Regions from separate parts of the Mus musculus genome. Here regions 2, 3 and 4 are each linked to region 1. The links are chromatin loops, found by intact Hi-C in ENCODE. Cell type or tissue: heart. All regions are shown on one strand. Each heading gives the region's core, and the rest is flanking DNA. Links, peaks and the distances in the headings are about the cores only. Region 1 holds the start of Ncapg2 (non-SMC condensin II complex, subunit G2). Region 2 holds the start of Wdr60 (WD repeat domain 60). Region 3 holds the start of Zfp386 (zinc finger protein 386 (Kruppel-like)). Region 4 holds the start of Esyt2 (extended synaptotagmin-like protein 2).

Region 1 (7,925 bases), core at 1,208-6,207:
TTCACTAAAGTAGACAGTTATACAGCTATAAATTATATTTTGCTCCTATAAACACTATTATGGTATGACCTGAGACAAGACCATTTATGAGATCATTTGTCTTATGAAGAAAAGTAGTTTTGTAAATGTTGCCAGCAATAAATTCATGATTAGACTCTTCCCTAATCTTGTGCCTTTGATTTTCACTGAATAATCTTAATCAAAATAGGTTGGGTTGGGCATGTTGGCTCAGGCCTCCTGCACAAAGGAGCAACTATCACAGCACTAGTGCAGAGCTCCACTCTACTCCACTCTAGTTCCTATACCATGCACTCTCACACAGTCCCAGAACAGAAGCCCCCACCTACAGCTAACGGCACCTTTCTATTTCTTGCCTAGACTGCTCTGACCTTCAAATATACTGTCAATCTGTCTCGTGGCCACCACCCTGGACATACGTATTAACAGTCATCTTTTCCCCACACCTAGGCTATTCTCTCACCACTATATCCAACCAAACTACACCGCTATCTATCCCTGCAGTTGAAGGCTTCCAACTTCCACCTAAAGCCAGTTTCAGTGATAAGCACAACACTCTCCGCCTACCTGGCCTGGTCCCTCAACCTGCTCTGTACAGGCAGGCAGACAAGCATTCAGAGGCCAATCTTTTCGCTGTCTTCTGTTCTAAGTTCCCCTCCACTCTGGCTCCTCTGTCTATACACTGGCCATTGTCTGCCCACTGGACAAACTCTGAACTTTCTAAAAGTTCTGCAGTCATATGCATGAGAAATGCTCTCTACAGTCTCCAGTATTTGAACAGTTGGTTCCCAGTTGGTGGCACTGTTTGGGGAGGTTTATAGTGCTAATGTCTTAAAGTTTGTTATGCATATGCTTGCAGTTGAGAATATGAGCTCTCAGCCTCCTGCTCCCGCTGGCATGCCTACCCATCATGATGGGCTTAGTCCTCTGGAACCATCAGCCAAAAATAAGGTCTTTTTGTTAAGTTGCTTTTGATCATGGTGTTTTATCCCAGCAACATAAAAGTAACTCAGCTTTTCATCATCCCTACTTTTTCCATTGTATCCATCACTGCACTCTGGACCTGCCAAAACTCTTCAGGTTAAAACACAGCCAGCCTTCTCCTAGTCTTAGGGAGTTCCTTCTGATCCATGGGCTCTTTGGATAACTTCTGTTTATCTTCTACTTTTTAACTCAGCCCCATTTCATTCTAAAGAATTTACCTAGCTTTTTAAAAATAAACATTCATTGAGAGAACTGTATTTTACTCGGTGACACGATTTTAGAACATCCAGGGTCAAACTACAATAAAAGTAAAACACATAACTTACATCAAGTTGAAGAAACTGCAGAAACTCTTCAACCAACTCCTTAGATACTGCTTGGATGAACGCCTCACGTTTTTCCATGACGGATGTGACTGTTCTAAGGGAGCCTTACAACCCTAGTAAGATACAATCAGACCAAAACGTAAATGTGCAAAATGTCCCGTAAGTTTTAATTTAATACAAACATTCAAGAAACTTTATACCACTACAGAAGACAGTTTATAACACTATGATACAAAACTGCAATAATCTGAAAAAAAATCTGATGATGTTATAAACAAAACATCTATGTGATCACCAATTATCAATGTAACTACAATGAAAGCAACAAGAAATTAAAACTGCCTCAGGAATCTTACTTTCTCTTACGTTTAGCCTTTTAGATGCTGGCTTGGGAAGAAAGACCTGACTTATGCAATAGGGTCAGGCTCATCTCCACATCTGAATTCTGCAGACTCCACTTCTAAAGTCCCATTCCTCCAAGAAGATCCCACCCAACAATTCTCTCTTGTTTTTCAAGAGAGAGACTTGGAAGTAAAACCACAAAAACAGCCCTGAGGTCACCTGGGAGCTTGTTAGGCAGTGCATCTGTGCCCCACTCCAGCACCCTCCCCTCCTCTGCACACCTACAGGATAATGAGAGCTCTGGGGACCTTGCTCATTCTTCTTCCTACATGTGATCTCCCAGGTAAAATGCCATCCTATTTTACCTTTACACCTGGTGCTACGATGACATACTCAAAACAAAAACCTAACAATACAGTTACAACAAATGATATTTGCAACAGGTCTTCTCATCTTAAGAATAAATTTGAAAATCTCTCATACCTTTAGAAATACAGCAATATGGAGAATTATTGGCATTAATTATAGAGTGTGAATCACAATAAATATGCATTCCTATTCTAAATTGAATAAAAGTAGAAAATAACCTCAATTTGACAACTCCTCATATTAGTAAATTTTAAATATAGCCACTTCATTCCCCGATTCAAATGGCTGAATTGTGAACCATAACTTTTTTGTGATGAATAAAATGGAGAGGGAAAGGTGGGTTGCCAGTATCACCACTTTACTAATTATGGTCACTTTGTTTACTTAAGTACATGTCTTTGGCAACTTAGTATGCCATATAATGTCTACATATGCTACTTACAAACCGTGACTCCGTATCTTGATTTTTCTCTTTCCTTAGTTCATAACTAAGTTGCTCCCTAGATCAGTCCTAGGTATAGGTTCGGGTTCCTCCCTTATGTCAGTGCAAGAATAAATCCAGCGTCTTCACCACCACGTCAGGCCCCAGTTAAGTGTCAACACTGCTGTCCTCCCTAGTCAGCTCCCCAGCCCCGTGCCAGGATCTTCCATGTCATTCTCTGGTCAGGGCTGGGGTTCTCGCTAGTCAACCCGGGTGCAGGTCTTTGGTACTACCTACTCACCCAGGCTCCTTCTCAGGGGTCTTCTCTAGTCAGACTCAGGTCTGCGTCCCCGGTCCTCCGTAGTCTGCATCAGGTCCTTGCCTGAGAGCCTCCCTACTGTGCGCAGGTCATTTTCCGGAGTCCTCGCCAGTCACACTCGGGCCCTCTCCCGGGGTCGTCCTAGTCTGAGGTCCTACCTAGTGAACCCGGGTTCCAGGCTGAGATCCTCCCTGGCGAGCCCCGCTTCTCGGTCTGGGATCCTTCCCAGTCAGCCGGGGGATCCCGCTCTGCCCTCCCGCAGCACCTCCCGCTCCACAAGCGCTCGAAACCGATGGCGGCCGCGGACGTGAGACCCGCGACGGTGTCCGCCGCCCAGCCGCGGTCGCCGGCCGCCGAGTCCTACTCACCTCCCACCCAACTCACCGCGCGGCGCTCACCTCACCACAGACCCATAGTTTCCCGCGCTCGGACCAGATTCAAACACACCCGCGTATACCCCGGACGCTCCCGCCCTCCACCCCGTCACCAGTCGCCGCTCTCACGAGATCTGACGCCGTCCCGGCCACGCCCATATCCCCCACAGCTCTGCAGCCAGGCTCCGCCCCCAAGGCCCAAGCACCGCCTCCTGGGCGTGACTCAGAGCCTCTGGCGGGAGTCTCTTTAGCGCGCTCACGGGATGCGCAGGCGCAGAGCTGCTGGCTGTGTTTCCCGCCCTCCGCCCACACACACCCACCTTCCTTGGGAGCGCTGCTGTTGCTTCTGTGTTCCTTGCCAGCTGCTCGGTGAGACGTCACGCTGATATCAGACGGAGGAGGGAGAGCAAGTCCGAGACTGCTCAAGTGGTAACCAAGAAGATTCTTGAAGAAATCCTGCCTCGGTTCGGGATCCCTAAGGTAATCGGCTCAGACAATGGGCCCGCATTTGTTGCCCAGGTAAGTCAGGAATTGGCCACACAATTGGGGACTAATTGGAAGTTTCTAAGTGTGCTTATAGGCCCCAGAGCTCAGGACAGGTAGAAAGAATGAGTAGGACTTTAAAAGAGACCCTTACTAAATTAGTCATGGAGACCGGCGGAAAGGACTGGGTGACTCTCCTTCCCTTTGCGCTCCTCAGGGTCCGAAACACTCCTGGACATTTCGGTCTTACCCCTTATGAGATTCTCTTTGGGGGACCGCCTCCCTTAACTGAGTCAGGTGGGATATTGGATCTTGGCACTGACTCATCCTCACCCTCTGCTCTTTTTGCTCACCTAAAGGCCCTAGAGGTTGTTAAAACACAGATCTGCAACCAGATCAGAGAAGCCTACACTCCGGGAACCATAGCAGTGCCTCACGGGTTCCAGGTTGGAGACTCAGTCTTGGTCAGACGACATCGCACTGGCACGCTTGAGCCCCGGTGGAAAGGACCGTATCTGGTGCTGTTGACCACCCCCACGGCAGTAAAAGTAGACGGGATCGCTGCTTGGATCCATGCCTCCCACGTCAAAAAGGCACCCAGCCAAGATGAAGACAACTGGATGGTGGCAGCCACTGACAATCCTCTTAAGCTTCGCTTGGGTCACAGGAGTCACCCTGGGCCTAAAGAACCACAACCCACACCAGCCTCTGACTCTAACTTGGCAAGTTCTCGGTCCTGATTCGGATCAGGTCTTGTTTACCACCTCCAAAACAGCGCCGCCAGGGACATGGTGGCCAGACCTAGCCTTCTGCCTCAAACAGATAATTCCAGCTGCTAGAAGCACTCCCCCTAATCTAGTAAGAAGCTATGGATTCTACTGCTGCCCAGAGCACAGCAAGTGGTCCTTATGCGGAGGGTCAGCCTCCTATTATTGTGGCCAATGGAATTGTGTTACTTCCAACGATGGTGATTGGAAATGGGCTAGTGGTCATGTTCCTGACAGGGCTGAGTTCTCTTTTCAGAACTCAGGGCCTGGAAAGCACACCGTAATGGAACTGTATAAAAGGGCTGACTGTCGCCCCGATGATTTAGACAGAGTACTGATCAAATTTACAGACACAGGAAAAAAATATGACATCAAGGCATGGATAAGGGGCATGCGGTGGGGATTAGTTTTTTATGACTATAGTGGAAAGCCTGGGTCATCAGTCATGGTTCGTTTGAGCCTCAGTAGCCCCCGACCCAACCAGTAGGACCTAACCCTGTTCTAGTTGAAAAGCCTTCGTTACTGCTTCCCAGGCCTACCATCCCTGGGTCTCCATCAGACTATCCGACCAAGGCTCACACTCCTTCCTTGGATCGGGTTCCAACCACTCCCATGCCCCCAGATACCAAGAATCGCCTATTTAGCCTAATACAAGGGGCATTCCTGGTCCTCAATCGTACTGATCCCAACATTACTCGGTCTTGCTGGCTGTGCTATGCCTCTAGCCCCCCTTATTATGAGGGAATTGCTCAGATGAGGATTTATAATAAAACTTCAGACCCCTCTCAATGCCCTTGGGGGGAAAACAGAAAGTTGACTCTGGCAGCAATCTCAGGAAGTGGACTTTGTTTAGGCCGGGTACCTCATGACAGACGGCACCTCTGTAATCAGACCCAGCACGTACAGCCTAGCGAAGGTGGTCAGTATCTAGTCGTCCCCCCCCCCCATAGACACAGTATGGGCTTGCAACACAGGTCTCCTTGTGTGTCTACTTCTGTTTTTAATGGTTCCAAAGATTTCTGCATTCTGGTTCAACTTGTTCCTAGACTCCTATACCATGATGATAGCTCCTTTGTAGATGAATTTGATCACCGGGTCCGCTGGAAGAGAGAACCCATCACCTTAACCTTAGCAGTACTTTTAGGACTAGGAATAGCGGCCGGAGTAGGTACAGGTACCGCTGCCTTGATTCAGACCCCCCAGTATTATGAAGAATTACGTACAGCTATGGATACTGATCTAGGAGCTATAGAACAGTCTATAACCAAATTAGAAGAATCTTTAACTTCCCTGTCAGAAGTAGTGCTGCAGAATAGGAAGGGACTAGACTTATTATTCCTCAAAGAAGGAGGACTCTGTGCAGCCCTAAAAGAAGAATGTTGTTTTTATGTTGATCATTCAGGAGTGATCAGGGATTCTATGGCCAAGCTCAGGGAATGCTTAGATATACGTAAAAAAGAGAGAGGAGAGGCAGGGATGGTTTGAAAGTTGATTTATTAAGTCTCCATGGTTTACCACCCTTCTCTCTACCCTAGCTGGGCCTTTAATAATTCTTATGCTCTTACTTATTTCGGGCCATGTATTCTCAATACAACGCCCCAGGTGTGTTGCTTAATGTAGCACATGACCTAACTGTTGAGTAAATTTATGGTTTTGGCCTTCCCCTATTTCCTCCCCAATCCTTCCCCCTTTTTTGTGGTTTTTGCCTTTATAAGCCTTAAGAGAGTTTCGGTCGGGGGTCGAACTCCTCTACCCCTGCCTGGTGGTGTGTGAGTCTCGACCCCAGCATGCTGGCCTGAGCTCTCGTTCCGTCTCGCTTTCCATAAAACTTCCTCGTGTGGTTACAGCAAGTCCAGTCTCAGTGTCTCGCTGGGTGCTCGCCTTCCCAAGACTTGAGTGAGGGTCTCCCTTTGGGGGTCTTTCATTATCACTTGGAAAGTCCCTTCAGAAATGGTTACTGAACTTCATGCTCCAAATGTCTAGAATGAGTTCTGTTGCCTGGATTGAATTTAAAAGATTTAGATGTTACCCCAGGGGAAGCCAGCCTTCCCGACATAGGACAGATGACTGTTTACTACTAAAGAAAAGCCAGCCATGAACTTTATATTTAAAGCGAAAGTATAGTCTCAACAGTTTAAAATGATGGTGGGGAGAGGGTACAGGTCAGTTAGGAATGGCCCCCCTTTTAGAGACATCCATTTGCACCCCCTGGACCACCTAATGGTGTCCTAGGGATGGCTATTTTGAACCCTAGAAAGGAATTGCAGGATAAAATCTCAGCCCTAAAACAACAAATAAAATTAGAGGAAGAGTCAGCTACAAGAATTAAAGCCTAAGAAGACATCTCAGGAGGGGAAAGCCACCAGAGAAAATCCCCCAGGACGTCAAGTTCCTCAACTCGGAGTCCAAAGACGGCCCCTGCCCTCTGGCTTTAGTTCAGCTTCAGATGGCCCAGAGGAGGGAGAGGCTGAGGCTTTCCCTGTATCAGAGATCACCGACGCTCAAGGGGTTGCTTGGAGACATCACACAGGGTTCAATTTCCAAATCATTATAGATTTTAAAAACGCAGTGTCACAATACGGTGCCACTGCTCCGTTTACTCTTGCAATTCTGGAATCTGCCACAGAGGAGTGGATGACTCCTGGGGATTGGAATACCCTAGTGAGAGCATTTCTTAGCGGTGGTGACCATCTTATCTGGAAATCAGAGAATCATGAGAATTGTAAAGAGATGGCTAGGAGGAATGCTCAGGCAGGCAATGCTTGGTCCTTTGATGCCTTAGTGGGAGAAGGGCAATTCGCTTCAAGTGATGGCCAGATGCAATATGACCCAGGTTTATTCGCTCAAATTCAAAAAAGGCTTGGCATAAACTCCCGGTAAAGGGAGACCCTGGTGCATCTTTGACAGCAGTCAAGGGCCTGATGAGCGATTTTCTGATTTTGTTCATTGATGACAACAGCAGGGAGGATTTTTTGGTAATGCAGAGGCAAGTATAGACTATGTGAAACAGCTTGTAGCCATTAGACCCTACAGGAAGAAGACAGACCTTACTGGGTACATCAGACTCTGACATAGGGCCCTCCTATCAACAGGGCTTGGCTATGCTGGCTGCCATGCAAGGACAGTCAGTAAGAGACTTCTTGGCAAGTAGAGACAAAAAGGCCCCTTTTTAAGTGTGAGAAGCCTGGACATTTTGCAAAAGATTGCAGGGCAGGAAACGAGTCAACTCTGAGACAGCCTGGGAAATAGGCTGGGAAACATTGCAAATGCAGAAAACATTGGGCTAATAAGTGTAGATCCAAGACAGATATACAAGGGAACATACTTTTCCCTAATCAGGGAAATAGGAGCAGGGACCAGCCCCAGACCCCGAACCAATACAAGCCAAAACAGGCTTATGGGGTGGTCAGCTTCATGCCAGCAAGCAACCACAATTCCTTTCAGAACTTGGTCAAGCAATCCCTTGAAGGGCAGGACTAGATTCTGCCACCCATATACAGTACTAACCCCAGAAGTGGGACC
Region 2 (7,925 bases), core at 2,926-7,925, 140 kb after region 1:
ACTGGCTGCTCTTCCAGAGGTCCTGAGTTCAATTCCCAGCAACCACATGGTGGCTTACAACCATCTGTAATAGGAACTGATGCCCTCTTCTGGTGTGTCTGAAGACAGCTACAGTGTACTCATATAAATAAAATAAATGAATATTTTAAAAAATGTTTAAAAAAATAAAGAGAGGTGTAACATGGGTTAGTCAGAGCTTGCCATTAGTTCTAGAGAGGAGGCTGAAGCAGAGAACCAGAGACTGTGCTTGGGATGGGGATAGTTGATTCAGGGTTGATAAGGGATATTCTTTTTGTCCCTTTCACGTGGAGGGCAAATGTGAGAGCCTGCATGGTCTCATGGTTCTGTTAGTTCTCAGAGGGACTTCTTTTTGTTGAGCAACTAACTCATGGTCTAGGAGCAGAGCTGGGGCAGATGCCCACTTTCAGGTTTAATTTGACCCAGCTCCTTAGCTATGATTGGCCTTTTTTTCTTTCTTCCTTCCTTCCTTTTCTTTCTTTCTTTTTTGTTTTTGTTTTTGTTCGTTTGTTTTTGAGGCAGGGTTTCTCTGTGTAGCCCTGTCTGTCCTGGAAGTCATTTTGTAGACTAGGCTGGCCTTGAACTCAGAAATCTGCCTGCCTCTGCCTCCCAAGTCCTGGGAATAAAGGCGTGTGCCACCACTGCCCAGTGAGATTGGCTCTTCTTTTGTCTTTTCCTTCCTTCCTTCCTTCCTTCCTTCCTTCCTTCCTTCCTTCCTTCCTTCCTTCCTTCCTTCCTTTCTTTTTCTTCCTTCCTTCCTTTCTTTCTCTTTCTTTTTTAGATTTATTTATTTATTTATTTTATAGTACACTGTTGCTGTCTTCAGACACACTAGAAGAGGGCATCTCAGATTCCATTACATAAGGTTGTGAGCTACCATGTGATTGCTGGGAATTGAACTCAGGACCTGTGGCAAAGCAGCCAATACTCTTAACCGCTGAGCCATCTCTCCAGCCCGAGATTGGCCTTTCTTCATGAGGTAGAGAGACGAATTGTTGTTTTTAGTACGTGCCCACTTTACAGATTGAGCGTGGCCCTAGCAGAGGCATATATAGCCTGATAGCTTTTCAAATTCTTGACTGACCTGTCCTGGTTTACCACAATAATAGCAGGAATCACTCATCCCAAAACTAGGTTAGTTTCCTTAGACTGAACCAGATGGCTGCCACACGAAATCCTAGGAGTTCCTGAGTTAGGAAGAGAATAACTTTGTGTTAAGCTTTCAGCTTTATCTTTTTACTTGTGCAATGCGGCCCTTCTGGCTTTTGAGGTCTCCTCTGGGTTATTAAAGGCTTTCAGGGCCATGTTAAATAAGGGTGAAAAGGATTCTTATGGTCTCTGATATATTTTTCAAGTTTAAGTCTAATGTCTGGAGTGGGTTGGTCTATATGACAGATAGTATGGCTTGGCCTTCCTGACACTCAGAATCTATTCAATTATACTCATTTGTGTTTTTCAAGTAGCCTAGGTTGAAATACAGCAGGATTCGTGGAAGTTCCCTGTGTTATTTCCCACAATTTGTTTTGTTACTAGGTTAATACTGACCTTTTTGAGACTCTCTAATAGGCTAATAACCAGGAAGTTCCAAAGTATCCTTTCATAATGTCCTATGTCAGTGGCATTTATGAGCAGTGAAGCTCTGTATCAAGAGACCTTGGCCTGTTTGTAACTGAATTGTGAGCATGAGTCTCATCAGCTCAGATATATGCTAAAGACTGAGTATGAGATTGAAATGACCTCACAGGTAAAGCAGATCGGGCCAGTTATACTCACAAATGAGTATAATTGTGGTATAAGTACCACAATTTGTCACAAAGGAAAACACTTTTTTTTTAAGTGAGAAAGTAAGGATAACATTTAGACTGATCGATTTCTGAAAGCATATCTAGGAGTGAGTCAGAAGCAATAGAAAGAATGAGACTTTTCATGTGTCGCATCCCCCAGATGCTCTTTGAAGGCAACAGAGGCCCCTGTTGTCAAGGATGAGACCTGCTCTGAACTGGTGTGACTCTTAAGAATTAGAGATCCTCTCAATTTGAGAAGGGGAGCCTGGTTTCAGTTCAGAGCCAAATATACCTTGTTGATCAGGCTGGATTGACCTTGAAGGAAAAATACAAACTGAAACTATGAATTAAGTAATGAGGAACTGGCCACAGGCTGGGGCAATCATACCATGCCAGAGAAAGAAAAATCCTAGATACCCCTCAGACCAGTCTAGCTGGAGGGAGAAACAACATTCCTAAATAGTGTGAACCACTAGGTTTTCTCCTCGCTGCCCCAGAGTGGTAGCAAATGCTAGGACAGGGAAAATGAATGAGAGAGGAGAAGATAGAGTTCTTAAAAGTATTTGTTGATTCATCCTGAGTGAGCTACTGTTTGCAGCCATGCATATTGACAGTGAAAGAGATCCCAGAAAGAAAGTCAGAGTGGCCTTTTACCCTTAGGGACTAACAGTGGTCATTCTATTTATTTATTTATTTATTTATTTATTTATTTATTTATTTATTTATTTTCTACTGCCTTTAGGTTTCAATAAAGAGTGATTTTAGCCAAGATCTTTCCATTGCAATTTTTCTAAGAATCTCACAGCAAATACCATTGACAGGGAAAACACATGCTCTAAATCCCGGTGCAGCTATAGTGGCTCCTGCTTTCTTTCACCTTACTAGATTATACTCCCAATCAAGACATCTTCAGAGCTACCCCATTTATTTCACACACCAAATGAGAAAGGGGACATTTTCCTATACCCTTTTAGTATAATCTGAGAGTCCCTGAAATGATGTATATGGATAATGCCGAGACAGTTATTTGCTCAGTCTCCCTTGAGGAGCCTCTCCCGCACTTGCGTGTGTCTTACTTTCTTCTGAGTGCCTCTCTTCACCTTGACCCTTGTGCTTAAGCCTATATTAAAATCTCTGCTTTACTATGTTGGCTATTCCTGAAACTATTTTCATCACTGAAGCCATGAATTTCAATTTAGCCTGAGTTGGGGATCTCTAAAAGTCTGGAACACCTAGGCTGCTGAGGTGGCAGTGTGGAGCTATGAGACTGATGACAGTGTTTGGCAACAGGTATTTGGGCTCCACAGTCAACCTAACTTACTGCTTGAGAGTTTTTTTTTTTTTTTGTTCAGTTTTGATAGGGATCATGCACAAGTAAAGTGCAGCTACATTGCTGTTAACAGTTCTGGGCTTTGAGTGTTAGAGACTCAGCTTGTAGTGTCAGCACTCTCCAAAGCAGATAAGGGTTAGCACCTCTCTCAACAGCTTCTCAGAGAACTTGGAAGCGCTCTGTTCTCTTACTGTTCTCAAGAGATAGCAGCCCTTTTTGTTACTGACTCTCAATATAATTCTCTCAGCCTGCTCTAGACATTTAAGTAAGAAAAGTAAAACTGTGGGAAAGCAGCTTTATTAAGATTTATGCTGCAGCACAGTACAATATACTACGCTGCTGAGAGTAGCAAGTGTGATGGAGGCTTGTCTGGACTGACCTGAGGAGAGTGAGTGAGAACAGAGCTGCCTGTGCAGACAATAAGGGAAGACATGGGCATACATGCAGTCTCCTTTCTGCTGCTGAAGGAGTCTCTAGCAGAGGGTTGCCCATCTTCCTAGGCATGCTGGGCCTGATGCTTGTTCTGTCTGAGTATCAGAGTGGAACATTCAGAGTGGCTGTAGAGGTAGGGGAGTGATATCAATTCAGGAAAGTTTCAGGGCACCCGAAGCTGCTGTAGCCATCGTAAAGACTCCTGAACTGAACTAGTCACAGGGCATCAGATATAGCCAAGGTCTTGAGTAGTCCTCTGGAATAGCTCTTGAGGCATATCTGGCAGCCTGGCTATGCTCCAGTGTGGCAGCTATCTCCAGTAGCTAAGCCTAGAGAAAGGGTGACTCAGTCCAGCCTTTCCACTAGCCTAAGTAGTTCCAACTATCAAAGGTGGAAAGAAGAAAAGGAAGTGTACACCCTGGGGAAGGGTAGGATACTGATGCTGTTCTGTCTCATTGCCGCTTTGTATAAATACCTAGCTTATGTTAACAATATAGGTAGTCTTTATGGAACACCAATATACAAAGACATCCTGCCAATGCCACATGTGACTTTAAAGCCTAGAGAGATGTGAGAGAAAGGTACTGAGTTTTGTAACAAAGTTGGTTTTCACTGTGAAATAAAAAGGCTTTGTTTGTATCCATAATAATGTGAAATTATAAATTAGTGTATAATCTAATTAGGGACATGGAAATTAAAAATGAAGACTATACACAAAAGAGAACGGAGGATAGCAACAAGTACATAAGTTATAAACTTTGAATTAAATCTGTAGGAAAGTGGTGCTGGACCAACACAGGAATGTTTGGGAAGAGTGAATGGACAGGGTGAAGGATCCATCTCCCAGGCAGGCCATGCATCTGAACAGTGTGTGAATATTTAGGCGACTGCAGTGAGCAGAGAGTGGTGTTCCTTACTCGATCCTTCCCCTTCATTACCTGACTTTATTCTTTCCCCATGAACCTATCCCAACATCCAACTATAGCACCTGTCTCCCATTTGAATGCTTTGTAGCTTCACATTAAGAAGTTTTGTGTCATGACATTCAATACCCTTCACAAATTTGCACACACCTCCCTTTTCATCTCTAGCCATCTCTCCAGTCATGAAATCCAGACCCTTTGTTACAGGTGTGCTCTGCTCATTAAAGAAGCTTCTAATCACATGTGGGCTTTGGGTACTTGGGAGGTGGCTAGTCTTGACATATTCTGTAAGTAAAGAATTTTGAAGACACTACAAGTTTTTAAAAATACGTTAATACTTCAAATATATACTGCACGTTAAAGTGATAACAGTTTATGCCTGTCTCTGGTAAAATATACTATTAAATTTAACCTTTTTCAACTTTTGAAAATGTAGCTCCTGGGGTTGGGGAGATAGCTCCGTAGATAAAGCATTTGTCATGCAAGCACGCAGACCAGGGTCTGGATCACCATCACCCACGTAAAAGTCAGATGGGGCAGCCTGCTTCTAACCTCAGTGCTCATGAGGCAGAAATGGCCATAGGCAAGAACCAGTAAAATTCTGTAAGAACTGGACCAAAATAAACCACAGCCAACACCAAGATTACCTTCCCTCTAAGAAATGTACTGGATTAGTAGAAACAAAGATAATAGACCTTAAGCAAAGATGAAAGACTTAATGTATGTTAGTACCTTTTGTATGACAAGGATTTGGCTTAGTGACCTTTGTGTGGTGTTAAGTGAGTGGAAAGTCAAATTCTAACGTGGGTTACAGTAATATGTAACTTAGAAAAGTGTGCGAATAGTAAACTTCTCATCTGCAGAAAAAGCTCAGAATGCTAACATACGATCTAGATACTTCCTAAGTATCGCTAGGCAGACAGCCTAGTCTTGAACTCACAAAGATCCTTCTGCCTTGTCTCCATTGTAATAGAATTAACTAAAGGTGTGCGCTGCCGCAGTTGGCCACAAATGATTTTCATGAAAAGACAGTCTATAGGGTGTGAGTTGAGGAGGCAAAGCCTTGTTCAAGTATAAAGCTCAATCACCGTTTCCTTCCCATCTCTCGTTGTCAACTGTGAGGGTCAAAGAAGGATCAGACAAAGAAACTCAAGACATAAGAAAAGGCTCCTGCGTGTTTGCAGAAAACACGGGCGCGCAGGCGCGCGTGCTGGGGACGGCCGCGGGGCATGCTGGGCCAGCGCCTTCGGCCCGTTGCTAGGAGGCGGGGACGCCGGCCCTCCTGGGACCCAAGTCGCAGCAGGCCTGGCTGGCTGGTAGAGCTGAGCGACGGCGGGTTTATCTTCCTCCGGTGGCCCGCGCCTGCTGGGCCGAGGACACGCGGCTGTCCCGGCCTCGAGGAGCGATGGAGCCTGGGAAGGTCGGTGCGCCGCGGGGCCCAGCCTGGTCCGGCCCGCGCCCCCATTACCCCCCTCTTTCTTGGCAATGGAGATCGGGTTCCTCCTGGGCCTGCACTTAGGAGAGAGCTGGAGGCGGAGTTTGGGTCGAGGTCTCAGCTCTGCTGTTGCCTCTCACTTCTTAGCTCCAGGTGCGGTTTGTGGAGGAGTTTCTGGACTCATCCAGAGGCGAGGCTGAGTGTCAACTTCAGGAAGGCACAGGACTCCTGAAAAAAAAGTGCCGCAAGGTGAAACATGAGTCTCGTTAAGGTAGAAGGTTGTTGACTTTAACTTTGGTAGGTCGTTTATATCAAAAATCCATCTCTTAGGTTTTCCGGTTTGGTGCAATACAGGTTTTTAAAGTATGTCCTTATGGCCCTATTAACAACTCATGATAAATCCTATGAATTACCTTAGCGTCTATTATAAAGGACCCTTGTCTGCTTTAATTAATTTAGGTCTTCTCTTTCCATCTTTTAGTTTACTGGGTAAAAGTTTGCCCATTTTGTTGATCTTTCTGAAAGAGTCAGCTCTTTAGTTTCATTGATTCTTCGTACTGGTTTGTGTTGTTACAGTTTCTTTGATTTCAGTCCTGAGTTTGATTTTTTTTTTTTTGTGCCATCTACTCTTTTGGGGTTATTATTTCTTCTTGTTTTTCTAGGGCTTTCAGGTGCATCATGAAATTACCAATATAAAACCTCTCTAGTTTTTTGGTGGAGACACTTGGTGCTATGAACTTTCGTCTTACAAACTGTGTTCATTGTGCCCTGTAGGTTTGGCTATGTTGAATTTTTATTCAGTTTTAAAAAGTTTATTTTCCTCTGTGATTTTTGTTTTGACTCAATTTTCATTCAGTAGTAAGTTGTTCAGTGTCCATGAGTTTGTTTGGTATTGTTGATATTCAGCTTTACTCCATGGTGGTCAGATAGGATTCAGGGTGCTATTTCAGTTTTCTTATATGTATTGAGGCTTGCCTTGTGTTCTAATATGTGATCATGAGCTTTGGAAAAGAAAGAATATTCTTTAGAGTTTGGGTGGGATATTTGTGTGTGTGTTTGTCTGTCAATTTGACTTACGATATTTTTTGTTTGTTTTGTTTTTTCATTTGCTTTTTTAAACTCCAGCAACTTCTCTGTTTAGTTTTTTTTTTTTGGATGACCTGTCTGGATGGAAGTCAGGTATTGAAGCCATGCACTACCACTGTGGTTTTTATCTGTAGTAGTGTTTCTTTTATGAACATAGGCACTCTTGTGTCTGGTGCATAAATGTTTAGAACTGCCATTGTTGTGTTTTATAAAAAAGAAAAAGAAGCCAGGGATATGTTTGGTAGGGGTGCGGTGTGGTGTGGGGGAAGAGTGTCCCTCTGCAGGCCCATGCTGAGGCATCCCTTCCCCCTGAGGTAAAGGTATAGTATAGAATAGAGTTTACTTAGGGCATGGTGAGGGGAGTTAGGAAAGAGAGGGAGAGGGGGGAGAGGGGGAGGGGGAGAGGGAGAGAGCAGCCATTAACAGGTGGCAAGAGAGGAAGGAAGGGAATGGGGAGAGAAGGGACAGAGGATAAGCAGTTAAGAGGGCAAGAGGAGAGAAGAGAGTGAGGAGGGGTAAGCCGCCTCTTTTACAGTGAGTCAGGCACACCTGGCTGTTGCCAGGTAACTATGGGGTACAACCTAGAAGAAATGCTAACGCAATATTATTTTTTTCCTTTTGATAGATTTTTTCCCCCTTGAGGAGTATATAATGTCCTTTTCTATCTCTTCTGGTTAGTTTTGGCTTGAACTCTCCTTTGCCACATACTAATATGGCGACACCTGCTTTTTTCGTGGGCCGATTTGCTTGGAATACCTTTTCTAGCCTTTTTAAATCCCTAAGGTAATGTCTGTCATTCATGGTGAGGTTTGTTTCTTGGATGCAGCAGAAAGATGGGCCCTGTTTTCTAATCCAGTCTACTAGTCTATGTCTCTTTATTGGGTAATTGAGACTACTGATGTTGAGAGTTCTTAATG
Region 3 (7,925 bases), core at 1,508-6,507, 360 kb after region 1:
ACACACTTTTAATCCTAGCAGTTGGTAGGTGGAGGTAGAAGGACATAAATCCAAGGCCACCCATAATGCCACAGAAGTCAACAGTGCAAACTGAACTATATTCTATTTGAGGACGATTCTGTTTTTTTTTTTTTAAATACTTTTAAAAATATAATACCACTGAGAATGTATTTAAGGGTGTCAAACTACAATCAAAGCTGTAGCTTTTTAGTCATTTTCTAACTATTTTGTATTATAAGGTCTAATTTGAACATACTTGGAAATGGATTTGTTTCTTTGGCTAAACGTAAGAGTGGTAAAGAATTGTGTATATGTGATATTGAGCAGGAATAAATATATTGCACCATGTCTATTTCATATTAGAAGAGGAAGTAGCTTAAGATAAAAACAAACAAAACCATACTAACCAGAAGTAAGAAAGGTAGAGAAACAAACATCTCCAAATTCTGAATATGGGGTTCCACTGCCCCTAACCAGAGACACGTTCTCCTAGGAATCTCTTGTCTTCCATCCCTGACGACTGATCGAATCATCTTCACGTATTTTAGAAATAATCTGAATTACCTCTGATGGAGACTATGGGGACCTGAGTGGAGGGACCACGGTTCTGCCTTCCATTTGATACTTTGTAAAGTACTCAATACCAACTCTGGAGATAAAAACAAATGACACACACACATACACACACACACACACACACACACACACACACACACACACACACACACACAATTTTAAAAAGAGAAAGGTAAAAGAGGAAGAGAGGGAAAACAGAAGCCTGTCTGCATGGAACAGCCTAGCAAAGCCAAGGTTACTTAAAGCAATGAATATAATGTATACGATCAGGAGGTGGATTGGTCTACGAGACCTGTTACTTTAGGAAGTGAGGTTTCTGTAGGTCACAATATGATGTGTAAAATAGAGGCTTCCTAGTTTCTTGTCTTGTGTGGCTCCATTTTGAGTGAAAAAAGCAAAATGACTGTGTGGCTCATCTGTTCGCTAACCACGAAGCAAAAACTAGTAACTGGTCATACAAGTAAAACAGCTTTCAACTATCAGTTTAATAAGGTAGACTGTAAACTATAGTGACCTGTGAGCATATTAAAGTTGTATCAGAAAAGTCAGGCCTGGGAACTAATTTAGAAGTCCAGATGAATCAACAACGTAACACACGCTCACCTGGAATCTATCGTAAGGACACCTGAGCACCCAGTTTATGTGTCAAGGAATCATGGAATAATCCCAGATTTCCCCTGGGTGTCATTTTCTATGGTCTTCCCTGTGAATGATCTCGATCCTTAGAAAAAGGGAGCAGAGCCTATGGTGGGGCTCTTGTGTTTCCTCAGCACTTCTACTTCTGGGTTCATTAATATCAAGCCGGACAGGCCAGCCACATGGGGGAAACTGAGGGAACAAGGAAGGCAAAAGGAGCCTCTCACCCTGGAGTCTGCTTGATGTCCACTCAGATAAAAGTCACAAATTACAACCTAACAGAGTCTGCTGTGAAAGCTGCTTTCATAGAGACAAAGTTCCCTTTATACTCGGATAGTTCAAATAAAATACTGAAACACCAATGGACAATGCTTAGGACCTAAATACAGCCAATCTCCAAATACAGCCTTCGCCCTTTTCCACATGTTATCTGAGAACTTCACAAAAGACTATTAACTGCAGTTTACATTAAAAACACTAATTATTCATGCATTCCTCACAAGCTATGTTAGCCAGGGCACAACAGGAACTGGCCTATGATCTTATTTAAGTTTTTCAGCAACCTTTTGAGGTGCAACTTCAGAACACACTGACATCTGTTTACTGTAAGGCAATTATTACAGACTGTAAAGAAGTCTATGTCCACACGTGGGTGTATCTTCCCCTTTTAGAGAACCTGTTTCTACTGACCTTCATGCTCCAGTTTATGTTATAACCTCTTCCTAACAAACTCCAAGTCTGGTACATACTGGCTCACCCTGAAATTCCTCTCTGTGATAAACAATCCCAGCTTTACCAGAGCAGGGGCTTCTTTTACAAGAACCATCATGAAACTGTTTACACCTGTGTACACCCACAGCTGCTAATATCTTCGCCTATAATGGCCTTTTAAATGTATCAGCTTTTTAACCTCTGACTGCAATAAGGCCTCTTTGAACTCTGTAGCCATTATATGATACACACGCGAGGGCGCGCGCGCACACACACACACACATAATTATAATGATAATGCATATTATAATAAAGATAATGCATATTATAATAAAAGAATCTGTGATTGCTAATGGCAGCTGTCAAGGAATATCTGACTGCCTGGTGGATAGCAGCTAATAGAACTAGCTTACTTTGTAAAAGTACTCAGTTTTGGAAACCTATGTATTCATGTTTCTGACAAACCACTTTCATGACACCAGGGAGAGGGAGCTTAATTTCTAGGGTTTCATTGGAACAAGCAGGAGATACTTGGGTATCAAGGCCATCCCCACACACATGGTACATTCTCAAGCGAACATATGTTTTATTAGTGTTTCTTCAGTTCTTCACAGACCTATAAGCCTAGATCAGAACACAGCTCAGACGATGGCTATACTGACAACAGAATCCTTTTTATACATACGGTACATAACACAATACAGTTTGCAAATGCTGTTGACAGCTAAGACCCCTATCTCACAAAGATAGATGTAACCAGAAAGGGAGTCCTCTAAGCTTATAAATCTACAGAGAAAAACCTACACTCCGCTTTAGTCTCCTGTTCTCATCCCTTGCACAAGTTCTCCAATGCTGCTCTCAGGTAACTATCAGTTCTTTCTCTGACATCAGCCCCAGGCCACGGAATGAATAGTATACAGAACTGACTGTGACTAGGAAGCTCATGGAAGAATTCAAGATTCCTGAACCGAGAAGCACAAGTTAGTAGGCGAAACAATAAAGTTTCGTGGTATGAAACAATTATCTCTTCCACTATAATACAAGACAGAGATAACCAGGACTAAGGTAACCCTGGTCAATCAGGCAAGAGAAGAAAGAGCAAAGAAACACATTAATCATTAGGTCTATCACAAAGACAATGTGGCTGCTCATATCCCTAAGAGATGGGATGAGATGGGGGCATCCTGAGACTCGATTCTGGGACTCTGCCTACCATATCCTCCTTCATCCCAGTTGCACAAGGCATGCAGGAGTGAAAGGTTAAGATGCCATGATCCAGCCTTTTACGTCCTGGACACACTTTGTGGAATGAGACTTCTCAGTGCCACAGCAGCTTTGCAGGTACCCATATTCCTATACACAAACCCAATGGATTCACTGGCTTCCAAAGCCAGGTTCAGTGGAGTCCCTGCTTTACTCTGAGCACGGTGCCCTAACTAGACTGATTACACTTTTGTTCATATCTGCCAAGGAGAAGAAATGCAACAAAGTTTGTAGGTTTTGAAAAAGCTTCAGGGTTTAAGTGAGGAAAGGACACACTTGGCTGTGACTCAGGCCCCCGATCTGTGTTAAGTCAGCTCTTGTGGACATCTGAATGCATTTACTTGCCACCGCTCACGTAGCTGAGTCTACTGGGTCACACACCTCACCGCCAACTTTGTGAGGTTGCATCTTTATTGCTTTGTGATGAGGTCTCACATGTAGACCAGACATGCCTTGAGTTCTAAATTTTCCTGTGCCTTACTCATTAATGGGCTTCTGGAAGCCTCAGTGTGAGTTCTAAACTCTCCAGGCCCTTTTCTCAAGTTGGCAACACGACTTGACTCCAGGCCTACCTATTGTTCCTAGAAGGAGCCTATGTGCATAGTGAAGGATCCAAGTTAACACCTTCCATTGGACTATATCCTGAACGTCGAGGCTCTGGGAGAAGGGGCAACTGAACGCATGTTACATCTTCTGGCTTAGATGGATGGGCAAGGTTTCTAAGGGCTACAACAGCACCACCTGCTGTTTACTCCAAGAAGAAGTTTTGCAGCACATCCTACCAGTGGCTACCTAACACGATGGATTCTAAGAACTTGGATTAGTGATTCAATACACAGGGAACAGGTGCCAGGCCAGCATTACGAATAAGTGTCCCATGAACCACAGAATCAACTGATCAGAGCTCACAGGGGCTCACAAAGACTGAAGTGACCATCAGGGAGCCTATAAAGGTCTGACCTAGGTCCTCTGCATATCTGTTATGATTGTGTAGCTTGCTGTTCTTGTAGAACTCCTAACAGTGGGAGCAGGGCCTGTCTCTGACTCTTCTGGGACCCCTTTCCCCCTACTGGGTTGCCCTCATCCAGCGCTGACATGTGCCTAGTCTTACTGTAACTTATTATGCTGTGTTCAGCTGATATTCCTGGGAGGCCTGCTCTTTTCTCAAGGGATGAGTGGATCTGGGAGAAAGGGAAAGTGGGGGTGGGCTGGGAGGAGGGAGGGAGGGGAACTGCAGATGGCATGTAATATGAGAGGAGAATTTAGAAAAAGAAGTACTCTGTAAACATCGGGTGTGTTTGAAAGGAAAGCTGGGCACAGAACTGTTTAAACTACAAATGCAGTGCAGCTATTTTTGAAAGCACGAAGCAGAATGACCATATAACCTAGCAGACACTAAGGGATTGAAGTCACAGTGTTGAAAAAAATGGCTACTCCACCATGTTGACTTCAATACTGTTCTTGGTCACCAAGACATGCATACAACAAACAAAAGGGCTTCTAAGGTCAGAGTCTACGAGCCTGAGGGCATCCAGCTGCTCCCTCACTGCACCTCGAAGCTCAGGCTGTTGTCTAAGGAGTGGGCACAGAGGTCAATGTGTGCTAGATAATAAGCACACAGCAGTTGTGGACACAAGGTGCCAGGCCCAAGTGCAGGAAATCACTAAAGCTGAGGGTGGGGGTCACGAAAGGGGAAAAACTCAACCGAAAAACATTGTGGGAAGGTATCTGTGGCTTAGAAGGCGAAAGGAGGAGCGTACAAAAACCAAATCAAAAGACTTAAACAAACAACCAGCCTGGGTGTTGAAAGGGTGAACTGTTAAGAAGCAAAAGACGCAAAATTTCTACAAAATGGTATTCTGAGGATATCTCACATGTATGACAGCAAATGTGATTAAATGCGCAGACCTGCAAAAGACTGGACCTAACAATACTTCCTTGTCCTCACCCCTCCCTGAGGATTTGTGGGCAGTGAACAGTTGGTAAGTGGTTGAGAGATATTTTCTAGTGTCCTGTTGCCACTAATTATATGCCCGGGCTCCTGTAATTAATCCCTCGGTAAATAACCCTAACGAAGTTCCTTGGCTTACCAAACGATAGACTTTTGTCTATCCTAGAGCAGCTAGGAAAGAAGGGAGTTATCGTGGGAGAGGGACAGGAAAGAAACAATGGAGGATATGTTCAAAATACATATGCATGTGTGAAAATGCCATAATGAAACTCATTAGGATGTATAATTAATATATACTGATACAAAAACTTAAAGAAAGCCAACGATAAAGCGCCATTCATTAAATCTTTAGAAAAACGATGTCAAAAGCCATCTGATTGAAATACATCACGGTAACCCATCAGTTGATATTGATTGGGAATGGCACACAGAGTTGCAGGGTGGGGAAAGAGTTTCGGATCTGACCTATTTCTGGTACATCCACCAGGCGCAAGGGGGAAACGGGAAAACTCTGGGAGGCGAGCGGGAGCCCCGCTGCTGTCCCGCAGGAACCTCCGCCACGGAGACTGGATTATCTGATGCTCCTTCAGGCCATCTCCCGCAGTCTGCTGGCTGCAGACACAGAGGCCGCTGCAAGGCAAAGGCCTGGTAGCAAAATCAGTGTTTGCTCTGCTCCTCCCTTCCGGGGCACCCGAGGACGCCAGGTCCGTGCAGCCGCCCAACTCCGCCCTAGGCCGAGCCGACCAGGCCCGCCCGGCGCCCCCTCGGAGCGCAGACTCCCGCCTACTCAACCCTCCGCGCAGCCTCGCGACCATTGCTCACCATCTCCATGGCTCTCCTGCATCTCCAGCACCCGTGATTTCGTAAGGGCCACCGGGGCTTCCAAAAGCTGGAAAACACGCTCACATTTTCCAACACAAAGGTCGCGTACGGGATGTGGACTCGCGATATTGTCAAGGCTCTGTGAACTTGATTGGCGGGTTCTCAGCCAATACTTTTCCAGCAAAGTGACTGCCATCACTCCCGCCCCGCCCTCCTGATCTTGATTGACATCAGATAGCACCAACCCACGGCCGAATGAGGTCCGAAAGGCAAGTTCTAGGATGAACCTGTTTTTGAGGCGGGCTTCGACGGATTTAGTTTCCAGGGCGACCTGTGGCTTTTCCTTCTTCGTTATGCCTTGCGACTCATCACTTGTACTTGTGTAATCATATGGTCCACAAGTCAGGGAACATAACGACAATTAATTTTATATTTCCTAGACCATGTTTGGACTCGGATCTCCTTCCTGGGTTTTGAGATAGGAAGCATTCCCAAGTCAGCAGTGTCCAGTACAAATGAGAGGTTCAGTTTAAACTATTCTAGTGTTCATTTTAAGAAATTTAAAGAGCGGTGTGTGCTAGAGCACGCTTCATATCCGAGTGCTGAACAGGCATTAACATGTTCAGGGGCCAGTGAGGATGTACCCTTCCCTCATAATCAGCTTGAAAGGAGACCCTTCTTTCCCTGGTAGCACTAATTTTTTTAGAAAAGGAAGCATCAAACGGATGTTACAAATGGCTTGGGATATCAGGATTGTACCTAATATGATGCTAGTAGAAAAGGGAAAAATTCTTGTGTTATGCTTGCTTAAAGATTTTATTTCATATAATACAGTTTCTAATGTGACAGTTATCAAGGGCCCTTCAAGATTAATGACACTTGCTAATATATTAGTGGAGAATTTAGTAATTGATGATCCAATTATGGACTATGGCTAGAAGGATGGTTTAGAAGATAGAAAGGGTTGATGTCTTTGGTCCTAAATTCTCTTGTAATTATAATGGAAATATTAACTGCAGTAGGATGCTGCTTGCTTGCTTGTTTTCTTCCTTCCTTTCTTTTGTCAGTGACCTTTTAAATTTTTTTTAAGATTTGTTCTTATTTTGTTTATTCTTTATTCTTCTATCATATATTTTACATCCCCATGGTAGTCCTCCCCCCAACTTCCCTTCTCCCCCATATCCAACTAGCCTCCTCCCCTCAGGGAAGAGCAGACCTCCCAGGGACCAAACACTGCATACAAGCTACAATAAGACTTCACTCACATCAAGGCTGTATGAGGCAATCCAGTAGGATGGAAAGGGTCCCACAGGTAGACAACAGTATCAGTGACAACTCCTGTTCTCACTGTTAGGAATTCCACAAGAGACCAAGCTACTCAACAATAACTGATATGCAGAAGACCTAGGTCAGATCCCTACATGCTCTCTGATCTCTGAGAGCCTCGACGAGCTCCAGTCAGTTGATTCTGTGGGCCATGTTCCTGTGGTATCCCTGATCCCTCTGGTTCCTCCGATCCTTCTTCCTCTTCCTCCACCTCCTCCCACAGCTCAGCCTAATGTTAGTCTGTGGGACTCTGCATCCATCAGCTGCTGGATGAAGTCTCCGGATGACAATTCCGCTAGGCTCAGGTCCCAGAAGACTCTGCAAATAGGACAAACTGTAGCTCTAAGGTTTTGTGATTGGGTTGGTGTTCCAATCCCTCCACTTGAGGTCTTGCCTGGTTACAGAAGATGGCGGGTTCAGGGTGTGGCCCCCATCACTAGGTCACTCTCATAGAATCCATGGCATTTCTGTTGCACTAAGTTTCCACCTTGCTCCTGAAATGCCTCTTCCACAATCCTGTTTATTTCTCCCAATATATTTTCTCCCCATTGTACTTGATTCCTCTGTTCCCAAGCCCACCTGCCCCAGTCCACACATGATATTTATTTTGTTTCCCCTGCCCAGGGAGATTCTTATGCAC
Region 4 (7,925 bases), core at 1,558-6,557, 120 kb after region 1:
TTTACTGATTATTTTTAGAAACCTCAGGAACTATGTTCTAAGTTACTGGAACACTTACATTTGGCAATGCAATCTAATTGGCACAGCCTGTACTAGCTGGGCATAACCAGGTGTGAATGCAGAGAAGAAACTCAGCAGCACCTCCATCTCATCCTCAGAGTGCTAGGAAGTACTCAGATTAAAATGATTGTTTATACCAAGTGACTCAAGTCTCATACATCATTCTGAAAGTATCAAAAAAGCCAACTGTTTACTCTTTCTTTTCAAGACACTACCATGCATTCTTTTATTTACTTTGTTCTTAAATTATAGATATTATATGTTGGCTAAAGCTACATTCTCCTAAACTTTCACAAAAACAACAACAACAACAACAACAACAAAACACTGGGAAGAAAGTTATCCCTCTAAAGGTGTACACAATAAGAGAACATATCCAAAGAAACTGGATTGTTTTGGTTCTTAGTAATCCACACAATGAGTAAAAAAAATAACAACTTTCACCAAGCTAAGCAACAATGTACACAAGAGGTTGATGTTTCTATGCCATATGCCTACAGCCATAACATCAGTATACACTGGCAGTAGTAAAAACAGAAAAGAATCACACTTTATTCTACCAAGTTCTGAGTTTTCAAATGAAAATAAAAGTGCAGCATTGTCCCTATCCTCATGTCCACCTTAAATTTTCATTTTGCTAAATAAAATGAAAAAACTGTGGGTGAATTTATCTAACGGTGGAAATTGAAAGTTGGTACCATACTAGCTCATATCTTCTCATGTTTCTACTCCACAATGAGTCACAGTCATCAATGTACATTACAGTCTTTGGCATGTACATCACTTTCAAGACAACCTATCAAATCAACATCCAGAAACCCCAGGAACTAGATAAGCATGTTAGCACATATCTGTAGTCCCACCACTGTAGCTGAGGAAACCTTGTCTCCAAACAACCAACCCAAACAAACAAAACTCTGCACGGGGTTGTTAATGTAGTTCAGTGGTAGACCACTTTACTATTGCTATGGAAGCCTTAGGTCTGACCCTAATACTAAAAAACAAAAAACAATTAGAAACAAAAATAAAAACAAGAAAACTGACCAATTATCTTTTTATTCCATTAAAATTTTGGCTCATTATGGCAGCAACTGTATTTTATTTCCTTTGTGAAAACATTTGCACTTTGCAAACAGTGTTTTAAAAGCTAGTTTATATCAGTTGCTCAATAATTAAGTATTTTTGGAAGTCAGCACCACCCTGCTCCTGAAGACTTCAGTCTTACTTATGTTGTTTATTGGTCATTTAACTACTAGTTTTTAACCAGCTTTCTGGCAGCATTTAATTTAGTGTGGCAGAAACACAAGACACCACTACTGCATTCTACAGTATACCACTGTTTCTTGTTTGTTCTCACCTTAGCTACTCTAACTTCCTGTTTTTTTATATTCCTTTACTGCTAGCTAAATGGTATCTCATATCAGTTACTTTCATTTTCCAAAACACTCCTGTCCTATACATTCACTATGTATCTGCAGGTCTTTTAAGTTTCAAAAGTGCTTCACCATTACAGTTCTAACTTCAGTTGTTAACTGTCATCACGAAGCGCTACCTATTATGTTCCTCTTGGTTTAGGGAACTCTTCCTCTTTAATTCTTGTTTTTTGATACTTGTTCCACATAGTCCATGCCATATTTCACAGGTGTTTCCTAGCTGGAAAGGAGGAACATTCTCCAAGTTCTTTCTCCATTTAAATTCCTTCTTTCTACCTTTCAAAACTTACCACTACCTACTTCCACAGACATTTACATCAAGCCTAACATTGTGCAACATTTATCTTAAAATATGCACTATTTCCTTCTATCTGAAACTATGACACTAACTCTTTGCTAAGAAAGACAGTGAAGAGAAAAAGATGATAATGCCTTCTCCAATAGGTTCAAATACTCAATAAGTAAAAAGCAATTTTAGGAAAAAATAATCAATACCATAACTTATCATTACTGTTAACACTTTCAAAATCTCCCTCTATATATGTTAGATCCTGGATATTAAATGATCATATCAAAGTGCCTAGTCTTCCCTCTGGTATTTTAAACAATGAAACAAACATTTCAATTCTTCTAACATAAGCTTTTCAGGAACACTTCAATCGTGTTAGACACAACTAAGAAATGAATGAGTCTTCCTGATTTTTTTAATTAACTTCTCCCCATATTGGCTGTCACTACTTTTTAAATCAGAAAGGAGAATCTGGACGGTTCCAGGCCTGCAGCGCCATGCTTGCAAAAGGTTTACAGAATCGCTCTGGACAACTGAGATCTCATCGCCCACCAAGTGTGCTTCTGGGCGGTAGTCACTGCCAGCATGAGAGGAGGAAGAGGCCCAGCAACTAACAATGACCAGTTCTGCCAAGTTAGGAAGTATTCACTACCTGCGCACTTTGCTAGCGATGGGCGAGGAGGACTGAAAGCCAGGAAGAGGACTGAGAGCGGACACTCTCGGAGCAGATAATGACCAGGACACCTCGCCCAGGATGAGGGTGGGGACAGCAATAAGGACACCTGACTTAGGTGGGGGAGGCGGTGCGCTGACACAAGTGAGACTCGGACGCAGACCGTCGCTCAGAGCCGGGGTGGGCCACAGTGGCCAGAACTCCCGAGGAAAGCAGGTGGGCAGAGTGCTGACAGCAGACAGCAGTTTACAGCAGGAGAGGCAGACAGCAGTAAGGTCGCACACCTGACTCGGTCCGGGATCCTGGTTGTGCGGATCCCGGATCGGACGGAGATTCGGAACAAGCGGTGGCTGACACTTCACTCGGGCTGGGGCTTGAGTTCCCCACCCGTCACTGAGAAGGGGAGAAGGGTGGTGCGGACCTGACTCCGCTCAGGTCTGGGGGGGCAACACTCACCCAGGCGGGCAGGTCGCAGGCGCGCACTCCCAGGCGCACAGCTTGCTCCTCGTCCTCCAACAGCGCCAGCGCGCGGCACAGGCGGCTGGCCTTGAGGCCGCGGCTCCGGCGGCACCAGGCGAGCAGCCCGAGCGCCAGCAGCACCCAACTGAAGCTCAGCCCCAGGTAGCCCAGGGCGTACACCGGCAGCAGCAGCGCGAAGCTGCGCGCCAGCTGCCCCAGCAGCCCCGGCAAGTCCACACTCAGAGCGCTGCCCGGGGCCTCGGGCTCGGAGCGGCCCCCAGCCCGGCCAGGACCGGCCTCCGGCCCCTCGCCCCCCGCGCTACTCATCTCCAGCCGCGCTGAGCACTCCTCCCTGCCGAGGCGGGCGCGGCTCTCCCACGGACCGCAGGTCGCTCTAGCCCGCGCGCCAGCGCCCCACTGAGGGGGACCGCGGGCTCCACCGCTCCACTCCTCAAACGGGCGGGACTTGCCGTCATCACAGTGCGCAGGGCCCTCCCCCACCGAGGCCTCTCCCAGAGAGGGGCTTGCTCGGGCTGAGTGCGTGGTTTGGTGACGCAATCAGCATGCGCCCGACTCTTCCTCACTGGGATCCACTGTTCAGAGACAGCCGACCCTGAAAGAATCTAGGGCGGGGCGACGTGTCAGTCGCCAACCGGATCCCGCTCCCTCGTCCGCGCCCTCAGGAAAGATCCCCCGGCGGCGAATGGTCTGTGCCTGGTGTCATCGCGCGGTCGGACCCGCCTCTGCGCTGGGGTTGCTGTGCTGCTACTCTCCGGTCGTTACACCAAGAAGGGGCTGCAGGCGAAGCCATCACGCCAGGCAGGCCCCGCCCCTAACCTGTGAGGGCGGTTCGGTCTGCGCCCTCGGAGGGTGGGCGCCGCGCCAGGGGGACACACCCGGACTTGGCTCGCAGGGACGGCCGGAGAGGGAGGTGTGGCTTCCGCGGGTGTTGGAAGGGAGCAATGGCCCTGACTAGTGGGAAGGCTAGCGGGCTGAGTCCTTTCCAGCTTAGCGGAGAGCTCGGCGTTCGTCAGCCAACCTCTTGCCTGTCCTAGCTCCCTGGCGGAGAACTTGAACTTGCAGGTTCCTAGGGTGAGAGGATGGCTCCTGGGCCTGCCTCTGTGGAATGAGAACTTTGCGCCTGCTGCAGTAAAATTTACCTTGAGGCCTTACTGTGTGGTGGCGCCTCTGGGTCTAGTACTCCTTCAGGTCTGACTTCCCAAACAAAATGGCCCCAGTGAGCTTAGGAAAGCACAGTTGTCATGAAGATTTAAAAAAAAAAAAAAAAAAAAAAAAGGCAGCCAGGGTCCACCACCCCCTACCCCCGTCAAGGCCAAACTCTTAGGGGACATCTGAGGGGACATATGTGAAGCTTGCAAAAAAGAAAAAGGAAAAAAGGGAAGTAAGGAAAGGGAAGAGAAGAGAAAAAAAGACATCTGCTTTAAAGTTTGCTAAAGAGGAGCTGGAGAGATGGCCCAGCACCTGAGAACCCAATTCCTGAGTCAATTCCCAAAATCCACATCTGGCTGTTCACATGCACCTGTATCTAAAGCTCCATGGGATCTAATACCTCTGGTCTTCACAATCGCCTGTACACACACACACACACACACACACACACACAGAGGCATAATTTTTAAGAAAATTTTCCAGGAGGATAATTCCACGACTATGATTGTGGAATGTTGCAGATTCAGAGCCAAGTTATCCTGGGTCATACTTTGTTCCATTAGTAGCCATTCATTGCCCATCTCTTGTGTCTGATTTTATGCCACAATCCTTGTGATTCAAATATTAACCCACCACTACCTTGCACCAACACAAAGCTACCAGTGTCATCAGTATCTGAAACCTACAGAAAACAAAGTTCCCACTTTTCTGCAACCTGATGTTTTTGATTCACCAATGTATTTGAAAAAATAAATGCCTTGGTTTATGTAGTAAGTTCTGAATGAACAAATAAATGCAAATAAATAAATAAATGCAAAGTCACCTGTGGAAGATTTTCCCGTGAGTATGTGTGAATATGTATTACAGCATTTCAGAGACATGCCATGTTTGAAAGAGAGCAGTAGTCTGCTCGACAAAGGGCAATAAACCAAGCAAAGTGTCATAGAGTGCTATTGCTGTGGGGAGACTCCATGACCATGGCAACTTATAAAAGGAAACATTTAATTGGGGCTGGCCTACAGTTTCAGAGATTGAGTACATTATCATCATGGTAGGAAGCTCGGTGGCATGCAGGCAAATATGGCACTGTAGAAGCAGCTGTGAGATCCACATCCAGATCTGCCCACAGCAGGAAGAGAGAAGCCCTGGGCTCCTAATGGGTTTTTTGAAACCTCAATATCCACCCCCAGTGACACACTTCCTCCAGCAAGGCCAACCTCCCAGTCTTTCAAATAGTGCCCTTCCCTGGTGACCCAGGATTCAAATCTCTGATCCTACAGCGGGCATTCTTATTCAAACCACCTCACAAGAAGGGTATGTCCTTTTTTTCTTTCACTTTATTTTGTGTACTTCCACATGAAATTACATCATATAAACCATAAAAAAGCAAAAGAGCAAATGGCAACCCATTTTTCCCACATCAGAAGTTAACGCTCTGAATGCTGCTAAGTTCTAATAATGTCTAAATAAGGGATCCCAGGATGGAGAGATGTCTCAGTGATTAAGAGTGCTTGCTGACCTTCCAGAGGAACAGAGTTTGGTTCCCAGCAGCCACATTAGACAGCATACAAGAGGAATCCTAAGGAACACCCCTCCTTCTAAACCAGAACCCTGAAACAGGATCAAAGCTAGGAAGTCTAATGACGCTCACCTCTCACACACCCTGGAGCCCAGAGGCTACAAAAATAGACAAGCTGACTTATCTCCTGACTCACAGTTTTGGAAAACTGTCCAAAAAAACAGTTTCTGGGACAGGAGAAGCCATGCTCTTACCCCTCCCTACTCTTGATTGCAAAACCCCTCCCAGACTGAACTGTGCATTCTCTTACACCCTGGCCACTAGGTCTTGAGATCCAAACTCTCAGAGCAATAAAAGTCTGCTCTTGCCATTGAGGCTCCAGTCCATAGTTGTCTTAGGGTTTTACAGCTGTGAACAGACACTATGACCAAGGCAAGCCTTATAAAGAACAACATTCAATTGGTTCAGAGGTTCAATCCAGTATCATCACGGCAGGAATAAGGCAGCATCTAGGCAGGCATGGTGCAGGAGGAGCTGAGAGTTCTACATCTTCCATCTGAAGGATGTTAGCAGAATACTGTCCTCCAGGCAGCTAGAATGAGGGTCTTAAAGCCCACACCCACAGTGACACACCTACTCCACCAAAGCCATACCTCCAAATAGTGCACTCCCTGGACCAAGCATTTTCAAACCATGACACTATACATTAATTTAGGTGATGGAAAGACTAGTTTCTTATGCTTGTGTGGCAGCTGAGGTCTCTGTTTTGTTGCTGGTTGTCACCTTTATGTTCTTCCATGTTGCCACCTCCACAAGTCTTCTACAGTGTTGTGTTTTCCCCCTTATTTTTCAGGTATCTTTCTGACCTTTTAACATGTTAACTTCTTTTAAAGGCAGGCCCATGCAAAGATATTATTTTCTCTCATTCTCCAACCATTCAGTTAACGTGTGTGTGTGTGTGTGTGTGTGTGTGTGTGTGTGTGTGTGTGTGTGTGTGTGTGTGAACTCACAAACTTAAAACCCATGATGAGCCGGGTGTGGTGGCACACACCTTTAATCCCAGCACTCAGGAGGGAGAGGCAGGCTGATTTCTGAGTTCGAGGCCAGCCTGGTCTACAGAGTGAGTTCCAGGACAGCCAGGGCTATACAGAGAAACCCTGTCTTGAAAAACCAAAAAAAAAAAAAAAAAAAGATGATTCTCCTGCTGCAATGTCTAAAGTGCTGCTCATCATATTCACCTACTCTGCCTACACTCATGGGAAGGGAAGCAAAAAGAAGATGGTGAAGAGAGTAGCGCTTCACCTACTAGCCTCTTCATTGGTACAGAAAAAAAGAAGAGTGTCAGCTGGCTTACTGAAACTAAGAAAGTGTTTAATCATGGTTTACTATCAATGAAAAATGACATAAATTTATAAAGAGAGCCACAATTTTGGCATCTCCAATTTTCTTCTTCCCTAACTGTCGTAATTCCAATAATAACATAAAATAACAATAATGTAATGATATTCATATCATTTATTTTGTGTCTTGTTTGTGCCAGGAATTATACTTTATACTTTACATAATGTACTGGGAATGATGGTTACAAGCTTAAAGTGTGGGACCATGGTACTTACAAAGTGAAAACATGTAAAAAGAGTTAGTGAACAGAATGTTCTTCAGAGATAGAGATGCAACAGGCAAATTTTCAGAGAATTGATCTTGAAAAGGGATGGGATTTTTTTTTTTGTAACAGATGAAGGAAGTTACTTGGTTTTATCTAGTGCTCCGGTTTGTGTGGCATTCATATCTGTAGAGCCAAGCAGGCTTCTCATTATCTTGTCAAGCAGTACACGTTACAGTATCAGTTGTCATTCTTTAGACTGGTCATCTGGGATGAGGTGCCATGCCTCATTAGGAACTAGGCTCCAAATGTTTACATGAGATGTCAGGAATCCCTGGGACCCAGTGATGTAAAACAATTGACATCTCATGCTCAAAGTGTGTAGTTTTTTGCTTTTTGTCTCTTCTCCCCTACAAATGAACATAAGTCATTAACAGAGGATGGAAGTATTGTCTTTATTCTGTAGCTACATTAAAGCTGAGTGGGCCCTTATTGACATGGGTGATCTGTTGCAAAATTGATGACCATAACACATGAAAGGGTTAAATGGCATTTTGGAGAGTGGAGAGAGTGGTTATTGTGAGAGCCTGAGAGCCAGATTGTGGCATCTTATGAAGATCAAGAGGTTCTTGGTGGTAGAAGGAGGGGGCTGATGTTGAAGTTATGGTTTCGATTATGGAGACAGTACTATTTGGAACTTAATGATTTCTATAATCTGA

The links. Peaks named below come from ENCODE experiments on the same cell type or tissue, not always from the same donor. Only the 100,000 strongest peaks of a DNase experiment are listed, where the experiment ranks them.
Region 2: a loop joins it to region 1, with 3 times the contacts of the local background. A loop is called at or near these places in 5 of 42 quality-filtered maps.
Region 3: it touches region 1 in a loop (3-fold over the local background); 7 of 42 quality-filtered maps call a loop at or near these places.
Region 4: a loop joins it to region 1, with 2.5 times the contacts of the local background. A loop is called at or near these places in 17 of 42 quality-filtered maps.

Annotation. Positions count from the first base shown.
Region 1 is chr12:116,400,714-116,408,638 of GRCm38, reverse strand. Ncapg2 (non-SMC condensin II complex, subunit G2) reads right to left here and starts at 3,203. Exons shown (of 29, transcript NM_133762.4): 1 at 3,178-3,203; 2 at 2,762-2,937; 3 at 1,329-1,441. The coding sequence starts at 1,406. It overlaps D430020J02Rik (RIKEN cDNA D430020J02 gene), which reads left to right and starts at 3,478. Exons shown (of 2, transcript NR_028421.1): 1 at 3,478-3,672; 2 at 3,996-6,692. In heart, for the core only: no CTCF peak of the experiment used is centred there; DNase peaks (open chromatin) are centred at 3,268, 4,188 and 4,438; H3K4me3 peaks cover 2,588 bases; H3K27ac peaks cover 1,846 bases.
Region 2 is chr12:116,260,833-116,268,757 of GRCm38, reverse strand. Wdr60 (WD repeat domain 60) reads left to right here and starts at 5,733. Exons shown (of 22, transcript NM_146039.3): 1 at 5,733-5,907. The coding sequence starts at 5,893. In heart, for the core only: no CTCF peak of the experiment used is centred there; a DNase peak (open chromatin) is centred at 5,757; H3K4me3 peaks cover 1,160 bases; H3K27ac peaks cover 812 bases; H3K27me3 peaks cover 1,145 bases.
Region 3 is chr12:116,045,901-116,053,825 of GRCm38, reverse strand. Zfp386 (zinc finger protein 386 (Kruppel-like)) reads right to left here and starts at 6,102. Exons shown (of 3, transcript NM_019565.4): 1 at 5,960-6,102. The coding sequence starts at 5,968. In heart, for the core only: CTCF peaks have their summits at 3,918 (motif pointing left) and 5,739; a DNase peak (open chromatin) is centred at 6,165; H3K4me3 peaks cover 1,953 bases; H3K27ac peaks cover 1,808 bases.
Region 4 is chr12:116,276,659-116,284,583 of GRCm38, reverse strand. It overlaps Esyt2 (extended synaptotagmin-like protein 2), which reads right to left and starts at 3,362. Exons shown (of 22, transcript NM_028731.5): 1 at 2,912-3,362. The coding sequence starts at 3,241. In heart, for the core only: CTCF peaks have their summits at 3,341 and 3,975; DNase peaks (open chromatin) are centred at 2,563 and 3,433; H3K4me3 peaks cover 2,628 bases; H3K27ac peaks cover 2,364 bases; H3K27me3 peaks cover 560 bases.